Regions from separate parts of the Mus musculus genome. Here region 2 is linked to region 1. A link is a loop called in an ENCODE intact Hi-C map of the cell type or tissue named here. Cell type or tissue: heart. All regions are shown on one strand. Links, peaks and the distances in the headings refer to the core of each region. The heading gives the core; the rest is flanking DNA. Region 1 holds the start of Cdkn1a (cyclin-dependent kinase inhibitor 1A (P21)). Region 2 holds the start of Kctd20 (potassium channel tetramerisation domain containing 20).

The links. Peaks named below come from ENCODE experiments on the same cell type or tissue, not always from the same donor. Only the 100,000 strongest peaks of a DNase experiment are listed, where the experiment ranks them.
Region 2: it touches region 1 in a loop (9-fold over the local background); 1 of 42 quality-filtered maps calls a loop at or near these places.

Annotation. Positions count from the first base shown.
Region 1 is chr17:29,087,678-29,099,114 of GRCm38, forward strand. It overlaps Cdkn1a (cyclin-dependent kinase inhibitor 1A (P21)), which reads left to right and starts at 6,092. Exons shown (of 3, transcript NM_007669.5): 1 at 6,092-6,184; 2 at 10,720-11,160. The coding sequence starts at 10,731. In heart, for the core only: a CTCF peak has its summit at 7,295; DNase peaks (open chromatin) are centred at 5,974, 7,054 and 7,854; H3K4me3 peaks cover 3,101 bases; H3K27ac peaks cover 2,685 bases; H3K27me3 peaks cover 1,365 bases.
Region 2 is chr17:28,947,219-28,958,655 of GRCm38, forward strand. It overlaps Kctd20 (potassium channel tetramerisation domain containing 20), which reads left to right and starts at 5,218. Exons shown (of 8, transcript NM_001356300.1): 1 at 5,218-5,351; 2 at 10,661-10,839. The coding sequence starts at 10,680. In heart, for the core only: a CTCF peak has its summit at 5,032; DNase peaks (open chromatin) are centred at 5,203, 6,293 and 6,353; H3K4me3 peaks cover 2,863 bases; H3K27ac peaks cover 3,168 bases.

The sequences.
Region 1 (11,437 bases), core at 2,558-10,557:
CATACACCCATACACACATATACACACAAGTATATACATAGACACATCATACATACATATACACATATATACACATACATATACACACATAGACACAACATATATACATATACACATATATACACATTACATGTACACATGCATATACACATATATACACACACATTCATATACACATACATACACATACTCATATATACATATACACATATACACACATATATACATATGTATACACACATATAAATAAATAAATACACACACACACACACACACACACACACACACATATACATCATCTACCTGTCCACAAGTCATTTCCTCTTCCTGAACCCATGCTTCCTGACCAACTCTTTCCTCCTCTAATATGCTCCCTGCCTGTCGTACAAGACCCTTCACTACCCACCCTGCATGCTTGCCTTCGTTACTTTTCTGTCGCTGCAGTAAGACACCATGTCCAAGGCTACTTATAGAAGAAAAGTTTACTGGGGCTTACAGTTTCAGAAGGCTAGAGTCCATGACCATCATGGAGGGAACTGTGGCAGCAAAGCAGCAGACAAGGCCATGGAGAAGTAGCTGAGAGCTCACCTATGCGAGTCACAACCTTGAGACAGACAGAGAGCAAATGGGGACCAGTGTGGGTTTCTGAAACCTCAAAGCTGGCACACAGTGACACACCTCCTCCCACAAGGTCAAACCCCCTAATCCTTCCCAAACAGTTCCCCCAACTGGAGACCAAATATTCAAGCATGGGCTGGAGAGATGGCTCAGTGGGTAAGAGCACCCGACTGCTCTTCTGAAGGTCCGGAGTTCAAATCCCAGCAACCATATGGTGGCTCACAACCATCTGTAACAAGATCTGACACCCTCTTCTGGAATGTCTGAAGACAGCTACAGTGTACTTACATATAATAAATAAATAAATCTTTAAAAAAAATATTCAAGCATATAAGCCACTGGGGCCCATTTTTTCTCAAACCACCCTGCATGCCCTTCTGAGGTGAGGCCTCCTTCATTTCCTAGAAAGCAAGCCTGTGGCTGGGAGCCACTGTCCTGCTGTGGTACCCTGGGAGCAAGCCCTGAGGGAGAAATCCATGTGTACTCATCTTTGTACCTTTGAGGCCTGAAGCTCATGGATGTTTATGGGCTGCTCAAGGCCCTGTACACTCTTGCTTACTTATTCACACATCCATTGTTTCCTTCGTTTGTTTACAGAAACAATACCATAACCTTTTACTGTCCAGAATGGAAAGTAGACTATACCCGTCTGTCTTTCCTGTTATACACTGAACTCTTGGATCTTATGTAAAACTATTTAAAGCAACCATTGGCTGGGCCGTGCTAGTACATGCCTTTAATCCCAGCACTCAGGAGGCAGAGGCAGGAGAATCTCTCTGAATTCAAGGCCAGCCTGGTCTACAGAGTGAGTTCTAGGACAGCCAGAGAAAACATGTGTTGAAAAAAAAAAAACAAAAATCAATCAATCAATCTTCAATGAATCAATCGATCACTGAATCACACACGACCTAGACAGCAAGGGCCTTCCCCTTCTCCAGGGCTCACTTACAGTTCCCCCCTCCCTCTCAGTGGAGGTTAGACAAGATTACATGATTGACTCCAACCCATGAAACCAGCCTTCTCTACAGTTAGGGCAAAAGCAAGAATTCACAGACCGATGGTGTCACTACACTATGGTAGAGCTGCTGTCAGCCTGGACCCCTGAGAGACCCTGTGTGTGGAGCAGAGTGTCCCAGAATTTATTTGTGATAGACAATGGAGAAGTAACCTTGTGATGTTTGTTTTATTTTTTTGGTTTTTGGAGACAGGGTTCCTCTGTGTAGCTCTGGCTGTCCTGGAACTCACTTTGTAGACCAGGCTGGCCTTGAACTCAGAAATCCGCCTGCCTCTGCCTCCCAAGTGCTGGGATTAAAGGCTTGTGCCACCTCGCCTGGCTATTTTGTTTTATTTTCCTGTCAATCCAAACTTGAGCCACCTGGGACAAGGGAGCCTCAGTTGAGGAATGGCTACCATGGGCTTGGCCTGAAGGCACGTCTGTCTGTGGGTCCTTCCCTTGGTTAATGGTTAGGACCTGGCTCACTATCTATCACCCCGAAGCAAGTGAACCTGAGTCCTATAAGAAAAAAAGGAGCTGAGGGACCCATGAAAAGCAAGCCAGTAACCAATGTTCCTCTAAAGTCCCTGCCTTCCAGGTTCCTGCCCTGGCTTTCCTCAGTGCTGGTTTGTGACCTGAAAGTGGAAGGTGAAATTAACCTTTTCCTTTCTAAGACACTTTTGGTCACTGTTTTCTCATAGCAACAGAAACCCTAAATGTGGCATTCACTGAACTATCTCGTCAGCTGGTCTGGCTACCACCTTGTGTTTTTGAGGGTCTGCTAGAGCCTGGAGCTCACTGACCAGGTTAGGTGCACTGGCCAGGAAGTCCCTTCTAGTCTCCTGCTTCCAGTGCCTCATGTGTGCCTGTGCGTGCGTGCGTGTGTGTGTGTGTGTGTGTGTGTGTGTGTGTGTGTGTTTGTGTGAGTCTATATGTGTGTGTGGGCCTATGTGTGTGGTGTGTGCATGCATGTGTGAATGTGTGTGCATGTTTGTGTAAGTCTGTATATATGTATGTGTGTGTGTGGTGTATGTGAGTGTGGTGTGTGTGTGTATGTGTGTGTGTGTGTATTACAAGAGCATGCAGCCAAGCCTGGCTCTTTCCTGTGGGTGATGGGATTTCAACTTGGGTTCTATACTTGCAAGGCAAACAACTTTACCAGCTGAGCCTCAAAGGAATACATTTCTAATGATGGAGCTGAGACTGGAGAAGTTTTAGAAATGTCAGTTCTGATTTCTCAGGGATATGAAAAGCTCTATCCTGACCCTCGTGCTTAGACCATTTTCTATTCTCTCTTTGTTTTGTGGTCGAATTTCTTGGGAGTTTGTGTGGAGGTGACTTCTTCTGAAATCTGACAGTCCCTCTTTGGTACTCCCCTGTCCTTTTCTGGGAAGTGGTGATTTTGGCGTCCACACTTCCTCTTCCTTCCTGGGTAGCAGCAACAGCTAACATGGAGTCTTCCTTATATCTCCCTTGGTCCCTTGGATTTCCTTTCTATCAGCCCCAGAGGATACCTTGCAAGGCTGCATCAGTCCTCCCATCCCTGGCTGTTGCCTCTCGGAGACCAGCAGCAAAATCGGAGCTCAGCAGGCCTGGGTCTGTTCAGTCCTGGGTGGGGACTAGCTTTCTGGCCTTCAGGAACATGTCTTGACATGTTCAGCCCTGGAATTGAAGAGGTGGGGCTGCTTCAGTGCAGGGTGGTGGAGACCTGATGATACCCAACTACCAGCTGTGGGGTGAGGAGGAGCATGAATGGAGACAGAGACCCCAGATAATTAAGGACGTCCCACTTTGCCAGCAGAATAAAAGGTGGTATGTATCTTGTGACATGTATCAGGTGAAGGATGCTTTTGTGCATCTGTGTGTGTGTGCCTGGGGTGTGTATGTGTCAGGTACTGTATGTAGTCATTTTGTCACTTTGTCATTTTGGGGTCTGGAGGGCTCCTCCAACCATGTTTCTGAGTATACATTCACGTGCAATGGTGTGCCTGACTATACATTCAAGTGCAAGGCCAAGAATGTTTGTTAGAAAGACTGAGTAGTCCCAGACTTAATAAATATTTGTTGAGTACTTTTGTGGTGCTCTGGGAAGCCAGAAGTTGTTTAAAATAAATCTCTCCAACACCAGTAGGGTAAAGGCACAGGAGGTCACAGCACTCAGCAGTTCAGTATAAGCCTTTATTCAAGCTGTTTTCTCCCAAAGTAAACAGACAGACAATGTCACTTCTATCTGAGAAGCCTGGAGGCCAAGGGGATTTGGGCAGTTTTGACATCCTGTGCTGGCCCCTGACAGCCCAGCCCTGGGATGGACGACTTGGATGCAGGGACTGGACCGTTCAGGAGCTGGGGCATTGTGGGAGTGGCCATTATGTCTGTCCTGGTTTGGGGGTCTGAAGGGGGTCCTTCAACTGTGTTTCTGAACAGGATGAGGCTTTTGAGGGGGGTTGGGAAGGTGGCCAAGCCCTTCCCAGACTTCCACCCCCCATCACAGAAGAGGAGGCCTGTCTAGGTCAGCTAAATCCGAGGAGGAAGACTGGGCATGTCTGGGCAGCGATCTCTAGACATCGGAGAGCAGATGTCAGAACTCACAGCTTCTCCAAAGCAGGATTTTGATCTTTTAACTAAAGATATCCGTTCAAACTAAGACTCCAGTCTCTGCTTTATTTAAAATTTTTGTTTGTGTTTGTTTTGAGAGAGAGAGGAATTTGTTTTTGTTTTAGAGGCAGGATGTCATGTAACCTTGATGAATTATTGGTCCTCCTGTTTCTGTCTCCTGAGTGCCGGGATTACAGATGTATGCCGCTATCATCTAGATGATGCCTTACTAGGGATCCAACTCCTGGCTTCATACATGTTAGGCAAGCGCTATATTAACGGAGCTACATCCCTTTTTGGATGCATGGTGATCTCAGATAGCTCAGGCTAGCCTTGAGCTCCAAATCCCCCCTGCCTCCCAAGTACCGTGATTTCAGGCATGTACCTCTATGCTTAGCTGAGATGGTGGTCTTGCTATGTAGCCCATGTGACCAGGCTGGATCGTGTAACAAGACTGAAGAAAACCCCCTTCTGCTGGGTGTGATGGCTCAGACCTGTAGTCTTAACTCTAAGCAAGGAAGTTAAGGCAGGAAGATTGCCTTGAATATGAGGGCCACCCTGGGCTACATAGCGAGGCCTCGTCTCAAAAGACCCCAAACAGAAGGAAATAAAACTGACTAGAGACATGGAGGAAGGTGGGAACGGAGAATGTCTTACTGCTATGTCTGTCAGGAACATCCGTAGATGTTTCTAGAATTGTCCTTTATCAATGTCATTTTAGTGGACTGTCTGGATCTTGGGAGGGGGAGTATTAGACATTTCCCTCATTTTGGACCCAGAGAAAGAAATCTGCAAGCAGAGTACTCTGGGCAGCTTGCCAGAGGTCAGCAGGTAGCCATTAGTGTGGTCCCAGTCAGGTCTTGATGCTCTCACTTGCAGGATGTATTATGGTGTGAGAAATGTTCACATGCTGGCTTCTGAAGAGGGGAGAGGGGAGGTAAGGAGCCTGGCGGCTGTTTTTCTTGGTAGTCCGTGGTCTGAGAACTGGACTCAATCTCCCCGATTTCTGAGGCGGTTGACAGCATCCTTTCCTTCTGTGGAACTGCTTTCCTCGTCTGTGAGACAGGGAGGAAATGATCGCGTTCTGGACCCGATGTCCGAGGGGCTTCTGGGAGGAGGGGGAAAAAAATCTCCAGACATAGTGGGACTTCTTGGGATTTTAAACTATTTTTTATTATTTATGGGCTTGTTTTGTTTTTGAGAGGGTCTCAATGGATAGCCCAGGCTGGTCTTGAACCTGTAACGCCCCTCGTGCCTCAATCTCCCAAGTATAGGATTCCAGGCTTTTGCTATCATACTCAAATGATCAATTTATTTATATTTGAAACAGTGTCACATATTTCAAGTTGGTCTCCATCGGAATAGGTAGCTGTCAAAACGACCTTGAATGCCTATTTCCCCCTCCTCACCCCCCACTGGGCGCTGTTATTACAGACGTGACCCCGCATGCCCAGTTTATGGGGCCCTGGAGCTCCAACCCAGGGCTTCACTTCCAGCAAGTTAGGCAAACACTGTACCAACAGACCCACCTCCCGAAACCCAGGATTTTATTTACTAATATCAGTGATCTGGAAAAGAGTTAGTCCTTCCCACAGTTGGTCAGGGACAGACCCATAAACACTCACTCAGCTCTAACTGTACTGTTGTTCATAGATGTATGTGGCTCTGCTGGTGCGCTGCGTGACAAGAGAATAGCCCAGGTGTGGGGGAGGGGAGGGCGCGCCCTCTTAACGCGCGCCGGTTCTAGCTGTCTGGCGCGGGCTTAGATTCCCAGAGGGGAGGGCGGGCCAGCGAGTCCCCGGGATCGGTGAAGGAGTGGGTTGGTCCTGCCTCTGAGGGGGCGGGGCCTGGGCCGACGCTATAAGGAGGCAGCTCGACGCCAACTGCAGCAGCCGAGAGGTGTGAGCCGCCGCGGTGTCAGAGTCTAGGGGAATTGGAGTCAGGCGCAGATCCACAGCGATATCCAGACATTCAGAGGTGAGAGCTTCGTGGCAGGGAACAATAGTTCTTCCCCGTAGCAATGCGCTGAGCCCAGTGGGTGTCCCCAGAAGTGTGTGTGTGTGTGTGTGTGTGTGTGTGTGGTGATGAGTGGATCACCTGTGTGTGTATATGTGTATTTGTGCGTGCCCGCCAGAGTCACAGGTGTGTCCGCGGCAGGTGGATGACGGGTGTGGGTCTGAGCGTCCGTGGTGGCTGAAGGCTTCGTTTGTTGGAGTGTGACGAGGGTCAGGCTATGTCGCGGACTCGGCATACAGAGTCTGAACTCCAGGACCACGGATGGCAGCCACTCTTCCAGTCCTTGGAGACCGGGTCCGAGCGATGGCTGGCGGGGATCGGCTACCGGGAGCTCGCTTCTGGTTGCCAATGTTTCTAGGGATTCCAGGTGCGGCTCGCCCAAAGCGTGAGAATGAAGCTCACGGTGCCCCGAGATGGGTCCTGGGTGGCGGTTGTGACAAGCTTCGGCGAGTCTATCTAGAGCTTAGCGCAGAGCGGTTCTCCGATCCCATGGGTGCCGCCGGATCCCCGGTCCTTGTGAACCAAGTGCCCTGTTTCGCGGTAGCCACCACCCCACTGGGCTCTGAGGTCAGCGCGAGCTGTGTCCTCCGCCCTCGGGATCGTGCCTGGGCACGTCCTAGAGGACAGGCGAGGAGGTGACTCATTGTGACAAGGAGACCCCGGGCACTGGATTGAGACCAGAATCGCGCCACAACTGGGGATGGGTCAGTGGCAGCCCAGAAGCCCCTTTCCCTGCCCGGGTACAGCCTCGTTCCTGCCCCGTCCCCTCCCCCGCGCGGCACAGTGACCTATTTGGCGGGCACAGTATGTTCCCAGGGAACCCGGGACACGGGGAGGTCCAGGACGCGGTGTCCGGTCCCCGCTCGGCGGCGCGCCCTCGGGGACAGGGAGTCTGGGCGGGTCCTGTCCACCCTGCCAGCCCGGGAAGCGCAAAGGGTCCCACCCACCGCGCCCACCACGACCCGGACCAGTGACCGTGGGGCGCGAGAGGAGCCCGCACTGTAGAGCGGCCGGTATCCTCGCGGAGTGAGGCTTACGGGTGCCGTACATCAGACGCCCCGGGGCTGGGGCCCTCGACCCAGTCCACACCCAGTGTAGGAAGGTGACCAGGCTGAGTGCGCCCACTAGGGCACATCCATTCCACTCGGAACCTCCGGGGACAAGGGCTACACTTGCACCCTGGTCGTGCGGGAAATACTTTGGGCTTGGGTTTGGCATTTGGGGGCGCGCTGGCAGCTTCCTCTGTCCCCTACGTCGCGTTTCAGAGAGGACACTCAGGCGGTTTTTTGTTGTCCTCGCCCTCATCTATTTTTATTTTCCAGGGATCTGACTCATCGCGTGCTTTGGGCGTGGAGATCAAGGTGGAGGGGGCCAGAGCTAAGAGCACTTTCTTTGCTCTCGAGTGTCCGTGCGTGCGTGTGTGCGTGCGTGCGTATGTGTGTGTGTGTGTGTGTCTGTGTACGTGCGTGTGTGTGTGTGTGTGTATGCGTGCGCGCGCGCGCGCTCAGTCTGGTTTCCCAACATAGGCGGGAATTTAGGAAGCCTGGGCTCATCGTGACGTGTTTTGTGGCCCGGGGTCCCCCTCCTTTCCTCTCCTCTCTCCACCCCAGGGTGACGCGCAGCTCCGGTGCCCAAGCAGTTTTGGCGGGCGGGCAGCGCCGGGCAGGAAACTGACTCACCACTCCTTGCTCGGCCTACGCGCCGCCTACCGAGCGCCATTTCCTGAGTGCACAGCGCCCCCTACCGGCATCAGTGAGGACTGCAAGGCCGGCTAGGCGCGGGTGGCACCACGGGCTTCTGCCACCCCCACCGCGGCTTAAAGGGAATTAAAATATGCCTGATGGCCAGATACAAGTGATTTTAGCAGGGTGTGCTAGCGGACTATTAGGGAGGCGTGGCCCTTGAGAGACAAGGTGGAGATCGTGCCCCTCTTGGGTTCCTGGTCTTATCTTCAGCTATGAAAAACTGGGGACTATCCAGCCTTAGCCGAGTCCATTGGTGTCTTCCCTTCCTTCCTCTGGCCCCTGTGAGCTACCGTCTGGGGAAGGGCACCAAACTTGTTTTTCGGCTCAGTTTGTCTGGGGAAATGAGCCAATCTATATTTCTATATCTATATAGATCTCTCTCTCTGTCTCTGTGTGTGTGTGAAAGAGAGACAGAGACAGAGAGACAAGCTTACAAAATGGCCCCAGCTACCAGTACTATATAGACAGGCTGGCCCAGTGGCCTGGAACTCATAAGGATCACGTGCCTCTGGTGGAGTGCTGGGATTAAAGACTCTCCCCATAACATGGAGCTCAGTCTATATTTAATAAAAAAGCTTTTCCAGCTGATTTTAATGGAGTCCTCTGGTCATGCCCCTCAAGGTGAGAAGACGAGAGAATGATCAATACTAGACCAAAAGGGTCTGAATTCAAACCCCGCTTGTGAGCCCTGTGCCTTTGGACACACATTCTGAACCTGGATTAGCTCTGCCGTAAAAGAATGTGATATTGCCATCTATTAACGATAGCTTTTGGTGGCTTACAACTGCAATCCCAGCACACTAGAGGCAGAGGCAGGAGGATGACTGAGTTGTACTAAAGGATGTGAATAGGCCCCAAGCTCTACCTGTAGGCAGAGGCCATCTGAGGTCCTTTAGGCCTCTGAGGTCTGCACCTTGAGAATCCTTTTGCGGGCAGTGGGAATCCTTGTTAGACCTGTGTTTCGGTTGGTTGGTGTTTAGCCAGGCTCTCACTATGCACACCAGGATGGCCTTCAACTCACAGACATTTTGCCTCTGCCTCCCGAGTGCTGTGTTTTGGGAATTGGCTGTTTTACTTATTTATGGAAGCCACAATGCTGGCCACGTTCCCTATGTAGTAGCCAAGGTAGACCCTGAACTTCTTTCCCTACCTCTGCCTCCAGCGATTACAGGTGTGTGCCGCCACACCCAGTTTTATAGAGAGCTCCTTGCTTAGCACAAGGCCCAGGCTTTACCATCGGGGCCCCAGACGCTTCATCTCTTCTGGCTTCCTACCTTGAATCATAGTCTGGGTACCCCCTTCTCTCTTCCAGCTGTGGGCAAACTCACCCTGAGGTCTTAAGGAGCTGGGCGTGTGTATGTGTGTGGTAGTGTATGTGGTAAGAGCCCAGGGGGTCTTGCCTCAGGAAGCCACTGGGGCTCACCTTGCAAGCTCAAAGGCCCTCCTTAGAAGCTGCATCCCCTAGTCTTGGAGTCAGGATGGGCCACTCAGGTATCCCTCTTTCCTGGAGAGGAGCCAGGTAAACCAACACCTTTAACTTTTTTTTTTTTTTCAGTGCCTGTAAAACGGGTTCCTTGGGCACAGGCTATAGGCACGTCTGGGGCTGGGAGGTGTCTAGACTCCAGATTACCTGATCTGCCTGGCAGGATGTGGCTCAGCCTGGGAGAGAGCCTTAACCCCGCTCCACCCCTTCAGACTCTCCTCTCCCCCAGGCTACTGCCTCCCCCCAGGCTGCTGCCTCCCCCCAGGCTACTGCCTCCCCCCAGGCTGCTGCCTCCTCCCAGGCTACTGCCTCCTCCCAGGCTGCTGCCTCCTCCCAGGCTACTGCCTGCCAGCGTCCTTTGGAAAGGCCTCCAGCCTGGAGCACCTGTCAGTGACAGTGGGAGGGAGGGAGGGGCAGGGAGGAGGCTCTGTCAGAATTAGGGGCAGAGAGGCACGCTCATGGCTTCTGTTTCTCAGGATTGCCTATGTTAACTTAGTTCATTCTCAAATAGGGAGCCCAGAGATGTTAGGGTACTTATTCGGGGTCACCCAGCAAAGCCTTGATTCTGATCTGGGCAGTCTAGCTCCGGCATTCTCGCGCCTCTCTCCCAGCCACCATGCCAGCCTCGCGAGTATGCTGCCACAACCACACTGGCTAAGAAACAGAGGCTGGAGACATGGAGTCACTTTTTAAAACTGGTGCCAAGTAGCAGCACTAATGCTATACAGTTTATGTGTAGTATCCCAAAGTCCAGGGCACTTTTTTTTTTTTTTTTTTTTTTTTTTTTTTTTTTTTTTGAGACAGGATGTCTCTGTATAGCCCTGGCTGTCCTGGAACTCACTTTGTAGACCAGGCTGGCCTCGAACTCAGAAATCCGCCTGCCTCTGCCTCCCGAGTGCTGGGATTAAAGGCGTGTGCCACCACGCCCGGCTGTCCAGGGTACTTTTGATTGGCCTGATGGAGTTAATCACCAAGACAGCAGGGTAGGGAGACCACTGGACCTAGCAATTCACACGTATTTGGGATGTTCACACCCATGAAGAACACGTTAGCACATTGATTTTGGCTAATAGAATTCCTGGGGTAAACAGGACGGTGACTCCTACTTCTGTGGACATCACCCGTGACCTTGGGGTGCAGGGCTGGCTGAACTCAACACCCACCTTAGTCTCATGGTGTGGTGGAAAAGCACCTGCAAGGACCAGAGGGAGCCTGAAGACTGTGATGGGGTAGTTTCCATAGTGACCCGGGTCCTTCTTGTGTTTCAGCCACAGGCACCATGTCCAATCCTGGTGATGTCCGACCTGTTCCGCACAGGAGCAAAGTGTGCCGTTGTCTCTTCGGTCCCGTGGACAGTGAGCAGTTGCGCCGTGATTGCGATGCGCTCATGGCGGGCTGTCTCCAGGAGGCCCGAGAACGGTGGAACTTTGACTTCGTCACGGAGACGCCGCTGGAGGGCAACTTCGTCTGGGAGCGCGTTCGGAGCCTAGGGCTGCCCAAGGTCTACCTGAGCCCTGGGTCCCGCAGCCGTGACGACCTGGGAGGGGACAAGAGGCCCAGTACTTCCTCTGCCCTGCTGCAGGGGCCAGCTCCGGAGGACCACGTGGCCTTGTCGCTGTCTTGCACTCTGGTGTCTGAGCGGCCTGAAGATTCCCCGGGTGGGCCCGGAACATCTCAGGGCCGAAAACGGAGGCAGACCAGCCTGACAGGTAAGGACAGGAGCAGAGAAGGAGAAAGATCCTGCAAGAGGCCTGGAGAGGAGAGGCCACCATTTGAGGATGGCCTTTACAGAGAACATTCCAGCCCTTCCCCACCACCAAGCCATTCCATAGGCGTGGGACCTCGTGGGGCTCAGAGGAACAGTTGATGTTCATATGATCCAGGCATTTTTCTCTGCAGTGACCGAAATGCCCAGGATAGTGTGGTGATTGGCAGTAGAGCTCTAAGAAGGGAGCCGGGCTGAAGAGATGGCTCAGCAGATGAGGG
Region 2 (11,437 bases), core at 1,989-9,988, 140 kb before region 1:
GAGAACAGCACTGGCCCTGTGTGGCTTTCTGCAGAATTTTGTGCAAGTGAGGACGCTATTGGGAAATCAGGGTTTCTTTTCGTGAGTTAACTCTCCATCTTCAAGGATGTTTAACTGCCAAGGGACACAGCTGGCTGCTAAGACTCTGCGACAACCTCACTGGGTTCATATCGAGCTTCTTTTTTTGGAGACTGCTCAAGTTGTTGTGCCAAGGTTGAGACTTAGGTATTTTTGACAGGGTTTTGAGTATCCAAGTTGGCCTCAAACTCACTTTCCAGCCTCCTGCTGTGGTTTTGAACGGCTGAGAGTGAAGTCCACTGCTTCTAATCCTAGTTTGACATATATATTTGAAGGCTTGATAATTTTTCTCTTTGAGTGAAGCCTATTGAAGCTCATATAAAGCAGGGGCTGGAGAGATGGCTCAGCGGTTAAAAGCACCGTGCTGCTCTTCCAGAGGACCCTAGTTCAGTTCCCAGCACCCACGTGGTGGTTCACGATTGGCCTTAACTCCAGTTTCAGGGCATCTGATGCCCTCTTCTGGCCTCTGAAGGCACTGCAGGTACCTAGCACATAGACATATATGTAGGCAAACACCCATACACATAAAATAAAAAAGAAAAGGAATTTTTTAAATAAATAAATAAATAAATAAGTCTTTTAAAGAGCATATAAAGCTACAATCGACTTAAAATAGAAAGATTCATAATAAGGAAACAAAACCCTTCCCAGTATCTAATATTGGGTTTGAGAATAAGAACTGGGGCTGGAGAGGTGGCTCATTGGTTAAGAGCACTGACGGCTCTTCCAGAGATCATGAATTCAATTCCCAGCAACCACATGGTGACTCACAACCATCTGTAATGGAATCGGTTGTCCTTTTCTGGTGTGTCTGAAATAGCAATAGTGTATATTATATATAAGATAAATAAATCTAAAAGAATTTTTTGAGAGAGAGAGAATAAGAGCTGTGTATTCACAGACATGAACCATTGTAGGTGACACACACATGGCCTGGGACTCCAGTGTGTCTGTGAACTAGCAACCAGGGTAAGGAGAGAGAGAGGCTTCTGTTCCTGCAGGCAGCCCGCATTACCATCTTGTTCCCATTTTTCTGGCTTCCCCCTTCTACTCCCTACAGGACTCTGGCTTGCAGATTTTAGCTTGATTCTGGATGCTCCAAGGGACCATCTGTGGATTTCTACCTCGGTCCTCTGTAAGAGCAGTCAGCTCATGATTGCTCAACTATCTCTCCAGCTCTCTCCCTTGCTCTCACTCTCTCTTGACAGGGTCTCACTGTGTAGTCAATACTCTCCTGGCATTTGCCATATAGACTGAGCTAGCCATTGAACTCAGAGATCCACATGCCTCTGTCTCCTGAGTTCTGGGATTACCATTGCACATCACCACTGCTGGCTTCATTTATCTTTTGAAACAGAATTTCATCCTGTAGCCTAGGCTGGTCCTGAACCTGTTTTAATTCCTGCCTTAGCCTGTTTCATGCTGGGATTACAGGTGAGACTGATCTTATTATACTTTGTTATTCTATCTTGCCTGCCAAACACACCTAAATCCCCACCCACTTTTCTGAAAGGACAGAATATCCAAATAGAATAACATCACTGGGAACGGGGCCAGCCGAATGCTGCAGAGTGTCGGGTGCTTGCTGAGCAAGGCTGATGATATTTGATCCTTGGAACCCATGGTGGAAGGAGAGAATGAATCAACTTCTGCAAGCTGTCATCTGACATTCATATCCAAGCCGTGGCACACCATATCCCTGCCTTAAAACACAACCCACCCACATGGATAATAATGAATAAAGTATTAGATTTTAAAAATGTGTATGCACTATGTAGTATCTTTTGAATGAGTGTTTTTCTTTTTCTTTTTTTGAAGATTTATTTATTTTATGTATGTGAGTACACTGTAGCTGTCTTTAGACACACCAGAAGAGGGCATCAGATCCCATTACAGATGGCTGTGAGCCACCATGTGGTTGCTGGGAATTGAACTCAGGACCTCTGGAAGAGCAGTCAGTGCTCTTAACCGCTGAGCCATCTCTCCGGCCCCCTCTTTCAATTTTTAAATTTACATTTATTTACTCTGTGTGTGTTCATTGTAGGAGGTCAGAGAGCAAGTCTAAAACTGGATTTCTCTTTCCATCATGAGGGTCCCAAGGACTGAACCCTAGATACATGGCTTTGTAGCAAGTGTCTTCAGCCAAGGCATCTCACCGGCCTTAACGTTTCTTTTCTTTCTCTTTCTCAAGACAGATTTTCTCTGTGTAGACCAGGCTAACCTTGAACTCACAGAAATCTGCCTACCTCTGCCTCCTGCATGCTTGTATTAAAAGTGTGTGCCACCACCAACCTGGCAACTTGGTTTTCTTTTTTCTTTTTTTTTTTAAAGATTTATTTATTATTATATGTAAGTACACTGTAGCTGTCTTCAGACACACCAGAAGAGGGAGTCAGATCTTGTTACGGATGGTTGTGAGCCACCATGTGGTTGCTGGGATTTGAACTCTGGACCTTCGGAAGAGCAGTCGTGTGCTCTTACCCACTGAGCCATCTCACCAGCCCTTGGTTTTCTTCTTATTGCATTTATTTCTCTCTTTAAGTAACCTAACCAGACTATGTGGCCAGCAAGCCCCAGGGGTCTTCTCATCTCTAGAGCTAGGGCACAGCATATGCTGATCGACGCACCTGGCTCTGTACAGATCCAAACCCAGGTTCCCATGATTGAGCAGTGTGCACTTTACCGGCTGAGCATAGTGGTGAACGTGTGTAAATTTAGTAATCAGGGGCTTGAGGCAGGAGGATTGCCACAGGTATGAATCCAGCATAAGCTACAAAGTTAAGTTCCAAGCCAGCCAAGTTATAGAGTGAGACTCTCTCTTTCTCTCTAACTAACAAGAGAAGTCTCTACTTATTAGGATTGTAGAGGAGTTCCCCAGGAAGCAAGGGTATTGAGCTGGGGTCAGGTGACCTGCCTGTGCATCCTATAAACACTGCCCAGTAGTGTAATAGCCTTGAACACTACTTATTTATGTCTTGTTTTCCTTATGTGTAAATCTGCATGATTAAACCTTCCGTCCTTGGTTGGTGAGAAGTTTTAAGGGCTGTAAAACATCATGAAGAAATCTCAGTGTTCTATAGTATTTACCAGCAGCAGGTGCAATATTTTAGGAAATGTACTAACCCCATTAATTGAATGGACTTGTGCTACTTTTCAAATTAGCCATTATGAACAATGAAAGTTCCAGGCCTGCCAATCTGTCTTTAGGAAGGGTTACAGTCTCAGATGATGAACCTAGTTCAGATATTTGAGGATACACTTAAATTTGTTTCTTTGTTTTTCAAGACCGGGTTTCTCTGTGTAGCCCTGGCTGTCCTGGAACTCACTCTGTAGACCAGGCAGGCCTGGAACTCAGAACTCAGCCTGACTGAGGATACAGTTAAATTAAAGTGACAAAAGTCGACATTAATACACATTTCTCATATGCCTCCTATAATTGATATTCATCCAAAATCGGTGTCATGTCTGATTTAATGATATTTAATCAAAAGACAACCCTTTTACTCTTCACTATTAGTTAAGTATGTGCTATCTTGGATCCCCTCTGGGCGATGGATAACAAGTATTAAGTGTTGGCTCAGGATGGGTGAGGGGAGCTTGGAAATGAAAGAAAGAGGAAGTTGATTGTCCTGTATTCAGAACAAGAAAGGCAGTAGTTCCACCGTGGGTATGGAGACTGCACAGGGGCACAGGATTAGAAGAGGAAACTTTTGGAATGAAATTTTAATCAGTGGGTATGTTCTCTGTAGTTCCAAGGCCCAGAGATGCCAGCACATGATCTCATTACTGTGTTGGCTTTTTTGTGACATTACTGTGTTGGTGGTCGTATTTGGTTTGTTTTGAGACATGGTTTCCTCTGTGTAGCCCTGGCTGTTCTGGAATTCACTTTGTAGACCCAGTTTCCTGACTGGATTCCCTGACTTCCCTTAGTGACAGGTGGTATGGGGGAAACTGGGCAAGGTAGACCCGTCCCCCTCCTCCCCTCCCCCCCCCAGAAGCAACATAAGCCAAATAAGGGGGACCTCGATTTCCTGATCCTCCTGCCTCTACCTCCCAAGTGCTAGGATTAATGCTGTGCACACAGGTATTCCCTATATTTTTTTGCGTGGTTTTATTAGTTTATTTAGTGCTCAGCAGCAGTTTTAAAGTAGAATAATGTCAGCACTTGGGAGACAGGGACAGGAGGATGAGGAGTCCAAAGCCATCCTTGGCTACACAGCAAATTCAACATGGGCTGCGGCGTCACATCTCAATAAAATGAACTCGGACCTGGAGACGTAGCTCAACTGGTAGAATAATGGCCTAGGGTGCATGAAGCCCTGGGTTACACCAGAGCCCTTCATAATTCGGCTACGGTAGGGCTTGTCTGTAACCCTATCCATCACTCACATGGTGAAGGTCGGATCAGAGGTGCAAGGCCATACTGGGATAAAGGAGACTGTCTCAAAAAACAAAGAACACCCCATGTATTAAGAGTGGAGAGCCAGGGAGGAGGGAGAAGGGAAATAAAGGTTAAAACAAGCAAACCCCCAATAGAACGAAACACCCAAAACTAGAAGTCTGTGCAATCATTGTGATGGTGTAATCAACTGGTCTGATAACTTTCTTAAGTACAAAAGCCACAAGTCCCCGTGACCCTGAGAGATGGAGCCAGGTTCCTCCTCTCAGGTTCCCTTGTGCGGTTCACAGGAAGCAAGGCAACCAGCTTTCTAATAGTTTGCTTCCAGGTAACATGAAACCTGTAGAATCTTGTTTGCTATCGCAGATTGTTCCGTGAAACTCAAGAGTTGGGGGGAAGTTTTTGTTTTCTCTTTTATCTTGTTTTGTTGTTGTTGATGTTTTTCTGTCTTTGGGCTGCAGTTCATATCCATCCGCCACACAAAGGCGATAGGCTCATCTTTCCGTGAGCATCACGCGTTCCGGGGCGACCCAGCCTCTTTCACCTTCGAGCCTGCAGCTCGCTTTCCTGTCTGAGCCCCTTGGGTGATGGAGCGCAAGCGGCGGCGGCGCGCGTTACTGGGCCGCCCTGGCGAAGAGCCCCAGTTCCCGGCCGGCCGGGCAGGCAGGCGAGGCCCCGGCCTATGGCGGAGTCCGCGGCGGGGGCGGGGCGAGCCGCGCGGCCTTCCCGGCATGCCCCGCGGTGGGCGGGGCTCTTGTTTTGAAGGGCCGGGTGACTCAACCGGGGATCCGCGGCCAGGGCGGGGGCGCGCGGTGGCCGGAGCTTGGAGGTGGCTTCGGGGCTCGGTGTCGGAGAGCGCGGCAGCAAGCGGCCGGTGAGTGCCGAGTGACAGGGTGGGCGGGCGAGCGGGCAGGTGATGGCGCGGGCTGATGATGGCGGCGGGCGCGACGCTGCGGCCTGAGAGGCCCCGTGCGGGCTCCTCCCCGGCCTGGGGAGAAAGGAGAAGCCGGGCGAGGCTGCCGACCAACCACGCAGGGCCACCGGTAGCCCAGGCTGGGGAAGGTTGGTCGCGCTTTCCCAGAACCTCTGGAATCTTCTGTCGGTCCTGTCGCCCCTCTGTTGTCATCCCATGCTTAGTGCAGAACTGGGAGATTTTTTTCTTGCATATAAGAACTTTTTATAGCAGACAGTGTCGTCAGGCTTGCGCCATGAGGACACCTCCTCCCCTTTGTGGGAATTTGTCATTCTTTCTGAACATTCCTGGATTGGGCTGATTTACTATTTAGAAGTAAATCTAATCTTTTAAGTGAGAATTCAGCAAACGAACTAACAGACAGGCCAGGAACTCTGACCAACCAAGCTCTTTCACGGTGTCTGTTTGCTGATAGACAATTGTTTACCTAGAAATTTGAGATTTCTTTTTAAATGATCTCCCAAACAGAATGTTGGAATAATATTAGTTGTGACGAACCTTGAATTAGAACGTCAACCCCACTCCAGAGGAACAAAAACAAAATCTTAAAGTAGCAGTTCTCAAACGCGTTTTGCAGGTCGCTAGCACGGCTCCCAGAAATTAATTCTAGAAATCTAGGGTGGACCCCTGAGTCTACTAGTGCTGGCAGGCAACCACCCCGCTTGGGCCGCCTTGGTAAGCCAGGAACCGGACCTTAGGAAACCAAGATTAGCTTGGCCTGAGGACTGTAAATACTGTCTCATGTCCTTTTCTTTCTGTTGACTTACTCCTCTCCTGTCCGTAATCAGTCGGGAGTCAAGAAGCCCTGATTCGGAAGGCTGTGTGAGAAAGGATAGTGCTTTCTGGAGCCCTTACATGAGAGCAGGAAATGGCTTTTTATCCATATCCTGTTATTGCCTGGGTGGGAGAAAGATGGCGTGGATCAGGCTAACCCACCTTGTTTCTCTCAGGAGCCTGTTGGTAGGATCGTGGGAGCTTGAGCATGTCATTAGGTCTTGGCTCCCACCTCAGCTCTCTGCTTTCCTTCTCATGGTATCAGCCAGGGAGTGCCCGGAGCCTGGGGGGTCTCTGATTCCCTGGGATGTGCCAGCATCAGTAGTATTTATGGGCTTTTAGTTGTGGGTATCAATTCACTAGCTACAGAATATCTGAATGATGCCTAGCTTACACAGTACAACTGAAGTAAGGCATGTTAGAGACAGTATCCCAAGCGTGGCTCAGAATTCCCTTGCTGTCTGGCAGAAATGAGGGTTGGATGACCTCCACATCTGCCAAAGGTGTTTTCTACATCTTGATGTCTCTTGAGACTCCACAGGGATATTAAAGGTAGCCATGAGGGTTTGGCGTTTTTCTTGGCTTTGGTGGCTTTGGATGTCTGGCTACTTATTGATGGTTTTGTTGTTGTTGTAGATGACGTACAAAAACAGTGTGCCTTTCTGTAATGCTGAGTTTCCTGACTTGTTTTGTGTTTCCCACCTGCCACACATGGGGTCTCCCCACACCTCCATGGCTAATTGGAGTGAGAAACTGAGGGAACTGTTTGGATGATGTTAAATGATTTAAGATGGGAAAGTCGGAGTCCTTGAAATGAGAAGCTTAGAGGATAAGGGAGCACGTTGTAAGTTTACCTAGCTCAGTCCTCTCATCTTTCAGGTAGTGACTGGGAGGTAGGCTGGGGATGTAACTCAGTGGCAGGGCGCCTGCTCTGCATGTGTGGGAGGTACTAGGTTTGTCCCTTAGTGTACGCCATACTCTTTTCCCCTCTTCCCCACATCCAAACACAAGAGTCTGAGATGGTAGGAGGAGGATTCCTGGTCTAGCCTGCTGCCCTTCCTGCTCTATTACCTTTTAAATGCTTCCGCAAGAAGGTGGTGCAGAGCGGAGAAATAACAAGGCAGAGAAAACAGAGAGACTCTGATATGACCATAGTGCCAGTGTCTCATGGAAGTTGAAGGAACTGTGCGTTCTAACTGTAAACCACGGTGATGAGAGTGCTGAGATAAATCAGAAGCTTGAACGGGTCGGGGAAGGAGAAGTAAGAGCGGGCAGATGGCTGGCTTACAAAAACCTGAGAGGTTAGAAGCGCACTGGCTGTAAGAGATTCACTTTAGAAAAGATTAATACTAACGGTTGGGTTGTAGAAGTTACCTGTATGAGCAGTGTCCAGAACCTTTGACGCCGCTGTCTTGAGTAACTTGAGCTACTCTCGTGGTGACCAGGTTTATTAGGATCCTAGCTGGTTGGTTGGTTTTGGGGAGTTGTGGTATTCTATGCCTTTATCATATGTATGCTCTTCTCTTGAGAGGAGGTCATCCCGTCCCTTGGAACAGGAGTTGCAGACCTCTGAGCTGCCATGTGGGTGCTGGGAACAGAACCTGGGTCCTCTGCAAGAGCAGCCAGTGCTCTTAGGCAACAGAACCATCTGAGCCACAAGTTGTGTAACCGTTAACACTTTTTTTCTTGATTAGTTTCAGAGAGCATTTAGATTTTCTTCATCTGTTTTTAAAAGCTAACTTCTTGTTTCAGTATTGTTTTTTTTTTTTTTGGTTTTTTGAGACAGGGTTTCTCTGTATAGCCCTGGCTGTCCTGGAACTCACTCTGTAGACCAGGCTGGCCTCAAACTCAGAAATCCACCTGCCTCTGCCTCCCAAGTGCTGGGATTAAAGGCGTGTGCCACTACAACCGGCTCTGATTTTTTTTTTTAAATGAAGTTGTTTATTACATTTCTTTTGTGGGGGGTGGCACATGCACACTCTCGTCACAGTCTGCATGCGGAGGTCAGAGGACAGCTTGCAGGTTATTTCCTCCGTGGGTTCTGGTATCAGGCTCAGGTTGTTAGCTTGGGCCTTTACCTGCTGAGCCCCCTGGATTTCTCAGCTCTGAATTTTGTTGTCTGTGGTGCCGGGGGTTGGGGCTGGGCTTTGGGCTGTTCCTGTTAAGTAAGCACTCGTCCAGCCCCCTCCGCCCCACCTGGTCTGGTTTTGTTTTCTCTTTTTGAGACAGGACCTCACTGTGTTCAAGGCTTGCCTGGGATTTGAGATCCTTCTGCTCGGAAGTGCTGGGGTTCTGGTGTGGGACCGCACTGGATCGTTTTCTTTTTCTTCAGTTTCTACCCTTATTTCTTTTCTTATATAGTCTTTAGCATTGAGAAGGGTATTTGTTGTCTTTCTTGGTTCTTTTCGAATGGGAAAGCTATAGATTGTTCTCTGTTCTGTGGTTTATCCTAATGCAAGCTTGCCTGTGTTATGTTTTGTCATTCAGCTGAAAATATTTCCTACATCCTGTTGTGATTTCCTTAAAAAAAACCCCACAAAACCCAAAAAGAAAAAACCACCCAGGTTAATTATTTTATAGCCACTTTCTGTTACACTGTCCTGGAGAGCAGGGCTCTAGAGTCTGTGCACTTAAAGGTAGGAGGTGGTGGTGCGCATGCTCAAATTCAGCTCTAACCAGGTATCCGAGAACCCTTGAAAATGCTGTTGTGCAGTCTTGGGTCAGCTGTGTGGATGGAGTTGTTGAGCTCTTCTGTACTGTTTACTTACATCCATGTCTATAGGCAAGCTCATCAGAACACAGCCGTGTGTACTCGCTTGCCCTGATGGTGCCTTTGTACCTAAAAACCTAGGGTGATAACTGCCTCTCCTTACCAGAGAGCCTACCATTCCTGTTGGAATTCTTTCTTCAGGCTCCCCACTGGAAACACAGGCTATAGGACAGGGTCTTACACTATTTTACAGGATCCTTCCCTCAACAAGCAGACGTCTCCCAGGCCGTGAGGCTGGCTTCTGGGCAATTGTGTCTAAAGTGTCTGTTTTCTGAGAGGAAAGCATAGGAGTCAGGCTTGCTTTGGTTTTCCTCATCAGTCTAGAGGACTACCGTGTGTGTGTGTGTGTGTGTGTGTGTGTGTATGTGTACCTCAAAGGAATTGTAGGATGCTAGTGGGGAAAGGTAATATGGTAAGCTATATAGCCACTGTGGTTTTATGGTGGCATTTAGGGGCGGGTGTAAGAATTAGAAGGTGGAAAAGAGAAGGTAAAAAGAACTTACTAAACAGTGCAAGTCAATGTTTGCTTGATTTATTAACTTATTTAAATTAAGTATACTTGCTGGTGTGTGCGTGCGTGTGTGTGTGTGTGTGTGTGTGTGTGTGTGTATACATAAGTGCAGGAACCTGTGGGTGCCAGAAGAGGGCATCAGAGATAGTCACAGAAGAGCCAGCCAGTCAATGTGCAAAGCAAATTTGGGTCCTCTGTAAGAGTGGGATGCACTCTCAACTGTGCATCTCTACAGCTTCTTTTTGTTATTATTTTTATATAGTCTTTCAAAAATTCATTCATGTTTACAATGTATCTTGATCAGATTCACTCCCATTCTTTTCCTGTAACTCCCCCTAGCTCTGCTCCAACACCTCACCCTCCCAGCTTTATGCTTCTGAGCCTAAACAGAGTTGCCCATGGTACATGGCACGTATGGGATCATCACTGGAGCATGGGCATACTGCCTGTGGCCGGCTCCCCACTCCATGCTGTACGTTTTAACTGGCTTGGTATAGCTGTTGATGTAGACAACAGTCGTGTCTGGCTGAGGACTCTGTTTCAGAGATGGTCACCTTCCAGTCTTACATTCTCTCCACCCCTTCTGAGATGTTCCCTAAGCCTTAGGGCAGAGGTTGTCATAGGTGTCCTCTCTACAGCTGTGTGCTTGCTGTTGCTTTTATTCTTAGTATCTCCAACAGTTCTGAGCATCTGTGTTAACCACTACTCACTTTAGTATGACTTTATGGTTATGATGTTTTTTGATGCTTAATAATTGTAGACATGTATATGCCTTTTAAAAATAAATAGACTTTTGACTATTGAACTCTCCCTACTTCTTGATTTGTGGCATGGATGACACCAAATTATGTTCTGCCATTTAATATGTAGAATTCATAATACATAACCTGGCATGCTGGCATGTGCTTTTAAGGTCTATACTCGGGAGGCAGATCTCTGTGAGTTTGAGGACATCCAGGACCACGAAGAGAGTCCTTACCTCAAAACAAAACAAAAGAATGTTCCCTATAACAAGTGCACTGATTCGCAGTAGTTTGTAAAAAACCCGCCTAGATCCACCAGTTCCAGATGGCTTTTACCAACCACTGTAAACCATGGAGGTCCTTGGGAGCCTGTTTCCTGACATCTAAATCATACACATTCCTTGTTTTCCAGGCTTCCTTTCTGACTAAGAATGAATGTTCACCAGGGCAGTGATGGCGACTGGTCATTGCAGCCAGAGCTCAGCTGCCTAGGAGATGAGGCCTTAGCTGCCACTCAAGAGAAAGAAGGCAGCAGCTTGGTGTCCTCTGGTCTGCATAGTGTCACTTATCCCCTAGCTGCCAGGAGTGAAGGTACCGGGGGCATTCTCACCCAGACATGGTGTACCCAGGAGGGATGCAGACTTTACCTGAGCATATATTCAGTTAATTGGCTTAGCATACCTGTCGGTGTATCTTGCTGACCACCATTAGAAAACCTGAAGTCAGCCTGGCTTATCCACCTGGTGTGAGGGTGTAAGACAAACGGCTACACGTTCGGAGCCAGGAGACAGATTGACTGTGCTCGGGTCCTTACCATCTATATTGTGATGAGACCCCCACTGTATGAGAGTTCTGTTTATGGATGGGAAGTGGACAGAACGGTTCCTAGTCGCCCTTCCTCAGAGGGCTGCTGGAGCCAGGTGCTAATGGAAAGGCAGCTCCTGAGAAGTTGTTGGGCAGGCCCTTACATGGAGTCTTGAGTATGGCTAGCTGGCCTGAATGCACTATAGATCAGGCTCTTGAGCTCAGCAGCCTCTGCCTCTGCCTCCTGGGCACTACGATGACAGGCATGTAGCATGCCTCACTCTCAGGTAACCTTAACTCACTGTTGTTTTTAAACGGGAACTCAGGCATTTGGTTTGGTTTGGTTTTTTTTTTTTTTTTTTTTTGGTTTTGGAGACAGGTTCTC